2 separate regions of the Homo sapiens genome follow, and region 2 is linked to region 1. Evidence: read pairs that join two places in POLR2A ChIA-PET (ENCODE). Cell type or tissue: Panc1. All regions are shown on one strand. Each heading gives the region's core, and the rest is flanking DNA. Links, peaks and the distances in the headings are about the cores only.

Region 1 (4,398 bases), core at 137-4,136:
GAGGATCACAGAAGAAAACTTGAACTAATGGAAGGATGTATGTATTTTTAGATAAAAAGACTTAACTATGTAAAGATGTCAATTATTCCCAATCTATAATGCAAAAGCTCAATTTTAAAAAAGGACTTTTAAAAACTATACAAGCTCATTATAATATGGAAAAATAAAGAAGCAAGAATATTCAGAAATCCTGAAAATAAAAAAACAAGGGTTTTTTAGTTGTATCAGATATTAAAATATAGTATAAAGCTCTAAAAGTAAAAGGGTATGGTATATGAATAGACAAGGCAACTCGATGAATTATAAATGCAAAGTCCAGAAATTGACTCAAATACAAAAAGAAATTTAGTATATGATAAAATGCCACCACTTACCAATGGAAAAGGATAGTCTGTTCAATAAACAATGTCAGAGCAACTGAGTAGCCCTCTGGGGAAAAAAATGAGAAAGTTGTATCCAAGCCTTACATGTTTCACCATGATAAATTCCAGATGAATTAACATTTTTAGAAAGAGCAAAAGGGAAATAAAATCATGAGAGCACTAGAATAAGCCATTAGATAATCTTTAAATATAATCTTGGAGTATGCTTTGAAGCATAGAGTAAAAGCCAGAATCCAGGCTGGGCGCAATGGCTCATGCCTGTAATCCCAGCACTTTGGGAGACCGAGGAGGGTGTATCGCCTGAGGTCAGGGGTTCAAGACCAGCCTGACCAACATGGTGAAACCCCATCTCTACTAAAAATAAAAAATTAGCCAGGCATCGTGGTGCGTGCCTGTGATACCAGCCACTCAGGAGGCTGAGGCAGGAGAATCCTTTGAACCCAGGAGGCAGTGAGCCGAGGCTGCGCCATTGCACTCCAGCCTGGGCAACAAGAGCAAAACTAAAAAATTGATTCTTCAGGACTTTCAGGTTAACTTTGTGTTTATGAGCCCCATTAAAAAGTGGGCAAAGAACATTAACAGACACTTTTCAAAAGAAGACATCCATGTGGCCAAAAAGCACATGAAAAAAGCTCAATATCACTGATCATTAGAGAAATGCAAATCAAAACTACAATGAGATACCATCTCACACCCAGTCAGAATGGCAATTATTAAAAAGTAAAAAAACAACAGTCTGGTGAGGTTGCAGAGGAAAGGGAATGCTTATACACTGTTCATGGGAGTGTAAATTAGTTCAACCATTGTGGAAAGCAGGATGGCGATTCCTCAAAAAGCTAAAAGCAGAACTGCCATTCAACCCAGCAATCCCATTACTGGGTATATACTCAGGGGAATAGAAATCATTCTACCACAAAGACACATGCACATGAATGTTCATTGCAGCACTCTTCACACTAACAAAAACATTTTTACATTCACAATAGCAAAGTCAACTTAAATGCCCATCAGTGACAGATTGGATAAAGAAATGTGGTACATACACACTATAGAATACGGCACAGCCATAAAAAAGAACGAGACCATGTCTTTTGGGGGAACATGGATGGAGGTGGAGGCTATTATCCTCAGCAAACTAATGCAGAAACAAAAAACCAAATACCACATGTTCTCATTTATAAGTGAGAGCTAAATGATGAGAACCTATGAACACAAAGAAGGACTGGGGTCTTCAGAACACAACAGACTCCGGGGTCTACTCGATGGTGGAGGGTGGAAGGAGGGACAGGATTAGAAAAGATGGCTATTGGGTACTGGGCTTAATTCCTGGGTGATGAAATAATCTGTACAACAAACCCCAGTGATATGAGTTTACCTATGTAACAAACCATCACATGTACCCCTAAAATAAAAGTTAAAACAAAAAAAAACTTTGTGTTTTAAGGAGCTGTGTTTTAAATGTCTATCCTCCAAGCAAAGAATATGCCAAATACAGCATATTTCCTCTTCTAAGTGTGTAGTGTTCTACTGTTATATTATCTGATTTAATTTTTCAGGTGAGAGCTATCATTAGGCAGAATTCTGGGATGGCCTCCAAGTTCACTTGAGTTTTATTAGGACACGGCCATGTTGCTGTGCACAGTGGCTCACGCCTGTAATCCCAACACTTTGGGAGGCTGAGGTGGGCAGATTCCTTGAGGACAGTAGTTCAAGACCAACCTGGCCAACACGGCAAAACCCTGTCTCCAGTAAAAATACAAAAATTAGCCAGGTGTAGTTGCCCGCACCTGTAGTCCCAGCTACTCAGGAGGCTGAGGCAGGAGAATCGCTTGAACCCAGAAGACAGAGGTTGCAGTGAGCTGAGATTGTGCCATTGCATTCCAACCTGGGCAACAGAGCAAGACTCCGTCTCAAAAAATAAAAATAATTTTAAAAAAGAACACAGACATGTCCATTTGCTTTTATGTATTATCTATGGCTGCTTTTGTGCTACAACACAGAGTAGTTGAGAGGAGAAGCTGGATGACCTGAAAGACCTGCAATCTGTACTATCTGTCCCTTTGTAGGAAGTTTGCAGCCTCTGGCTTAAACCATTTTGAGTTGGGTCTCTTGGGGGTGCTCCTGTGTGCTGTTTAATCCCCCTCCCTCGACTGCAGTCAGGACCTGTGAATATAATCCATTTCACTCTTTTGATTAGATTACATTATATGAGACCCTCTTAGCAAATTGGATAGAGCCATTCTCCAGCTGAGCTTAAAGAAGTGAGGTGTCTCATGGCGAGGGGCATGTGGTGGGCACGGAACTGTGAGTGGCTTCTAGGAGCCAAGAGTGACCCCCAGCTGACAGCCAGCAGGAAAACAGGGACCTCCATCCCACAGCTGCAAGGAACTGGATTCTGCCAACAACTACATAGGCTTGAAAGAGGATTCCACGCCCCAGAAGAAAAGCCTCGTGACACCTTGATTGTGGCCTTGTGAGACCCTGCATGGAGGACCTCAAGCGTTGCTTGGATGAGCCACAGAAACTGGGAGGTAGTTTGTATGTTGTTTTAAGCTGCGAGCTATGTGGCAATTTGTTACATAGCAATAGGAAATGAATGCAGATCACGATGTGGGTTGCCTGCCTAAAAACAACCACTCACACACACACCTCACCTGCTTTCTCAGTCTTAGGAAGTGAATCAAATCTTTTAGGAGGCATCTAAAAAAGCTTTCCCTGCCAGACGCGGTGCCTCAGGCCTGTAACCCCAGCACTTTGGGAGGCTGCAGATGGGCCAATCACCTGAGGACAGGAGTTTGAGACCAGCCTGACCAACATGGTGAAACCCTGTCTCTACCAAAAATACAAAATTAACCGAGCATGGTGGCGGGTGCCTGTAATCCCAGCTACTTACTTGGAGGCTGAGGCAAGAGAATCGCTTGAACCCAGAAGGTGGAGGTTGTAGTGAGCCAAAATCACGCCACTGCACTCAAGCCTGGGTGACAGAACAAGACTGTCTCAAAAAAAAGAAAGAAAGAAAGAAAGAAAGAAAGAAAGAAAGAAAGAAAGAAAGAAAGAAAGAAAGAAAGAAAGAAAGAAAGCTTTCCATGCTCCTAGAAAGGGGACACAGGAAAGAGACATTTGTGGCCTTTAGACACTCTTATGTGAAGACATGATGTGTGGGGGGCTGTGGTCATCTCATGACCGGGAGAGACCAAGACTGGGAACACAGCCCGCACAAAGCTGAGCAAGCAGATGGAATGAATTGAGTTCCTGGATTGAGATGTGAAGCTGCTGAATCAACTAACCCTGAAGCTTACGTTGCCTGGAACTTCTTGTTACTAGTATGATGGTAAATTCAGTGATTGTTTAAACTAGAGGTCAGCAAACTACAAATCCTGCTCACCACTTGTTTTTGCAGGTAAAGTTTTATTGGAACCCTGGCATGTTCAGTTGTTTACCCATTGTTTATGGGTGTTTTCATGCAACAACACAGAGTAGTTAAGACAAGAGGCCACATGGCCTGCAGAAACTACAATCTTTACTATTTATTCCTTTAAAGGAAAAGTTTTCCAATCCCTTCGATCATTTTGAGTTGGGTCTCCTATCATTTGCACCTCAAAAGCATTCACACAATATTTGATCAGTTTCATTCTGATGAAAAGTGGTAACACTAAACTATACCTGATAATAATGACTCTCTTAGTCCATTTGGGCTGCTGTAGTAAAATACCATAAACTGTGTGGCTTATAAATAGAATTTAATTTTCTTACTCTGCTGGAGGCTGACCTGTCCAAGACCAAGGTGCTGGCAGATTCTGTCTCTGGTGAGAACCCATTTACTGGTTCATAGATGGCCATCTTTTCACTGTGTCCTCACGTGGCAGAAGGGGGTGAACCAGCTCCCTTGGCCTCTTTCATAAGGGCATGAATCTCATTCATGAGAGCCCCACCTTCATGATCTAATCATCACCAAATACCTCAACTCCTAATATCATCACCTTGGGGGTTAGGATTTCAACCTATGAATTTGGTG
Region 2 (4,398 bases), core at 136-4,135, 97 kb before region 1:
GATTGTAGCTGTTACCATAGATTTAGTTTTAAATCTAACTTAAAATAATTTAACTTTTTTATCCATTTTTTTTAACCAGGAAAGAAAGAGAAGCAGCTAGATACTATTAAACCTGTGAGAAAGTCTCTTAATCAGCCCCTTCTTTTATATATGAGGAAACTATGTCTCAGAGCAGTTAAGAAATCAGGCCAAAGTCACATAGCTAACTAATGGCAGAGCTAACCCTAAAACGTAGACGTCTTGATGCTCAGTCCAGTATATGTGTTTCCACACCGCACTTCTGGAATTGATTTCAGACTAAAGAATTTGTAAGAAATCTCTGGAATATTTTTTTTGCCAGGGGTCAGAGGGGAGGCAGGACTTGAATGACTGCAGACTGTACAATGTTTAGTCTATTAAGAGGTACCTGCCATTATTCACATAACAAAACATGATGATTATGGTCTTTCTGGGTTCCCCCCAGCCTACCTCCTTCCAGGCTACACATTTTGCTGAGAAAAGGCAGACAATTTGGAGGTGGGCATTTTGCTATTTGGGGCCCCTCGACAAGCATTCAAAGCTCCTCTTCTGTGATACATTCATGGCCCCTTTTCTGACATCCACAGCAGCCACCTGGGAGGTCCACCTCCCGGCTAAATTTTTCATCAGAGCTTTTTGGCAGATCACCTCACATACGCATAGAACAACCTGCCAGGAACCACCTTATGTGACAGAGAATGGGATAAAGAGCCCAAAAACCACACAGGAGTAAGTTTCAGGCTCCACTCTTTAGCTTAATCATGCAGACATCAACGGAAGCAGACATGTATGGGTAATGAGTCAGTTTAAGGACCAACTTGAAAGCGATGTTATGTAATGCTTATATGCCTAAGTTACCCTTTTGAGGAGTTAGCTTTTCTGTTTGACCTTAAGTTACGTGGAAGGCACCATCTGAATGCCCCCGCTCCGAAAAGTACAATCTAAACACAAGTCCAGGGGGGATTTTTTTTTTAATGTCATGTCAGGAAACATGAATGCCCGTGTCTATGTCTAAAAAGATTTGACTAGAACCCAGAGCTGCAAGGTTTTCTCTTTGGGGATGTCCACCTTAACCCTGCTGCCAGACAGCAGAGGAGTGCGTGGCAGAGGGCTAGTGAGGAGCTCAGCTGGCGGCGGCGGAGGAGGCCCAGGTCTCCTTTCGCCTCAGGGAAGTTGTCATGTTCCTCACGGCAGATTATTCAACCCTTACCTTGTCTGTGTTTTCATTTACTCTCCATTGCCTTAAAAATATTTCAAACAGATTTTATTATTCGCCACGTCTGTTTTCTTCACCGGTCATTTGTGGCAGCATTCAGGCCAGTTCTGGGGACAGGGAGTTAACAGCCCCCCACCCTTCATTGACAAGCCTCCTGCAGTGCCTTTCTTAGACTTAGGAAGTCCAGAGACTTAAGGTCTCTGCCTGGCTCCTGCCGCCCATTTGCCAAGCCACTCTGGGCAAGCCACTTCAGCAAGTCCTTGTCATCCTTTATGTGAAGAGATGTTTACATTAAGCCCATGGTTAGAAAACTTTGATATGGCTTCAGAAAATCCTGTAGAACCCGGGGAAGAACAGTTGGCAAACTAGTCAAGATCTCCAGAGCATGTGTTTCTTGCCCATCCAAGCTTGAGATCCCCTGGATGGTATGACTATCGAGGGTCCTTCCAACTCTAAAATGGTGCATTCTGAATGAGCCACCAACTCAGGCTGGTCTGCAGGAGGCAAGGATGCATGGTTTGGAATCATGGGCTTTAGAACTTCATGCTGAGGGACTAAACTGAGAGCATAATTCAGAGCTCCGAGGAGATTTGACCTGAGGCTGATATGACCCAAGGAAGCCTTTTCCATTATCTAGTAGCTGATACTGCCTTAAGTGCATCAGTTCACTCTCAGAGGGATTCTTTTTTCCTTTTGTAAGATGCATTGAGGGCATTTCCTATACTCACTGCTAACCATCCTCAGTAGAAGAGTTGTATTAACCCTGCCTAGAAACAAGATCTGGTTTGTTGACCTGAAAGTATTTCTTTGAGCTAATATGTGTTAGGATTTGTTGCATCCTAAAGGCAAGATTTCATAATGTCCCTCTTGAATGTGTATAATGGCCGTATTATGTGTGCTGATTTTGTGTGGTTCTGTGGCTTACAAGGTTTGCAACTGCCAAGAACCAGTGGCCTTAAAAGCTCCTTTTCAAAAGTATCACCGCCCCTCCACCTTTGTTTTAGAACTGACAAGTTACAGTCTTTCAAAAGCGTGCAACTCAGGCAGCTTCAGATTGCTTACTGAATTTGTGAGCATGCCGTGATGGCTAAAGCAAATGTAGTACTACTTTTTAAATGTTTTTATTATTGAAATTGTCAAATATACACACAAGTAGAAAGAACAGTATAATGAGCTACCATATATCTATCAGCCAGCTTTAACAATTTTGCCTATCTTGTTTCATCTATCCCCATACTATATTTTCTGAAACATTTTAAAGAAGTCTAGACATCTTGGATTTTTTGTCCATAAATATTTCAGTGTATAACTTATGAGGACATTTTAAAATATGTATAATCACCATGCCATTATCATATCTAACAAAACTAACAGCAAATCCTGTAATAGCCTGCCCAAATTCAGATTTCTCCAACTGTCTCAAAGATGTCTTTCTAGAGTTGATTTTTTGGAATCTAGCACTATGTTTTTTAACACTGCCGTTATAGTGAGGAGACAGCATTTTTACATTGGCCTCTTCAGGATTTGGGACATACATTGTACTGGTCACATTGATGATACTGAGATCATCTTAAGAGTCCATTTAAAATGGCATTAAGCATTTCAGAAAATGATAAGCCACAGACTGGGAGAAAATAGTTGCAAAATATATATCTGATAAAAAGCTTATGTCCAGAATATGTAAAGAACTCTTACAACTCAACAATAAAAAAACTATTCAATTAAAACAGTGGGCAAAGCATTTGATCAGACACTTCACAGAAGAAGATGTATGAATGGCCAGTAAGCACATGAAACGATGTTGAGCATCACTAGTTATCAGGGAAATGTAAATTAAAATCACCACACCATACCACTGCAAACCTACTAGAATGACTAAATGAAAAAGATGGGCACTGCCAAGTATTGGTGATGCTGTGGATCAGATGGAACTGTCATACACGGCTGGTGGGAAGGCAGTGTGATACATTCACCTTGGAAAACAGTTTGGTATTGTCTTTTAAAGTTAAACATATCTGTAGGATCCAACATTCTACTTCTCTATGTTTGTCCAAGTGAAATGAAAATATGTCCACTCCAAGAATTGAACATGAATGTTTCTAGTAGCATTATTTGTAATCACTCCAAACTGGAAACTCATTGATTGTTAACTGGACAAATAAATTGTAATATATCCATACTATAATATAGTCAGCAATAAAAAGTACAAAGTATCAATACATACATGGTAACCTGGATGCATCTTAAAAACTTGCTCAGTGAAAGAAGTCAAGCACAAAGGACTACCTGATAGGATTATTTTCCCATTTTTATGAAATTCTAGAAAGTGCAAAGCTATAGGGACTGACACTATTAGATCAGTGGTAGCTGGGGGTAGGGATGGGGCAAGGCATCACCTGCAAAGAGGCACAAGGAGACTTTTAGAGTGATAAAAATGTTCTGTATCTTGACTGTGGTGACAATTACATGCGGTGGTCACATGACTATATAAACTGCCAAGATTCACCAAATTTTACACTTAAAATGCATGGATTTTTTAAAATATTGATTAAGGACCATCGACTTCAGAGGCAAATGGTCTGCAGCCATTTGCTGCATCACTTTGGGCAAGAAATGTAACCTGAGACTCAGTTTCCTTTAGAGTAGACCGGGGACAGTAGGATGAATAAATGATCATCAACATCAAGGGCTTGACACGATGTCTAACAATTGTTAAATGCGTAGAAAGCGGCACATGTGCCTCAATGTGCACTTCTTGAATTTCTGAGAAACCTCTGCCTCTTTGTCCCCATTCCCAATCAGCTTTGCCTTTTGAAGGATTTCAAAAGGGAAGAGGTAAGTGGCTGGGCTGGGGGGAACAGTTGTTAAAGTGAGGCTGAATCTCCGCAGGCGTGGACTCAATGAACTAGGGCAGCCAGCAGCTGGTGGAAGAGCTGTGCCCTGCAAAGGTGTCTCCTCCCCAGTGGTGCCACAATCCAAGCATCTCTGAAGAAGTGAAGCTCCTTTATATAAGTGGCCTTAATCATGTAGTGCTGCTTGTTTACATCTGAAGGAGACTCAAAATGTGACAGCATTTGAAATAGGGGTGTTTTTTTTTTAATGAGTGTTTTACAGAACTATATTTTTAGCCGTGTTGGCTCATGTTATATAACCAAGCCGTCTCG

The links. Peaks named below come from ENCODE experiments on the same cell type or tissue, not always from the same donor. Only the 100,000 strongest peaks of a DNase experiment are listed, where the experiment ranks them.
Region 2: POLR2A ChIA-PET joins it to region 1 with 9 read pairs; 2 of 35 experiments call an interaction of 5 or more read pairs at or near these places.

The regions. Positions count from the first base shown.
Region 1 is chr3:4,892,367-4,896,764 of GRCh38, forward strand. No RefSeq gene overlaps it. Among named protein-coding and RNA genes, the nearest start is that of BHLHE40, 85 kb to the right of the region's middle. In Panc1, for the core only: no CTCF peak of the experiment used is centred there; no DNase peak of the experiment used is centred there; H3K27ac peaks cover 315 bases.
Region 2 is chr3:4,795,319-4,799,716 of GRCh38, forward strand. All of the region lies in intron 53 of ITPR1 (inositol 1,4,5-trisphosphate receptor type 1), which reads left to right. Among named protein-coding and RNA genes, the nearest start is that of EGOT, 46 kb to the left of the region's middle. In Panc1, for the core only: no CTCF peak of the experiment used is centred there; no DNase peak of the experiment used is centred there.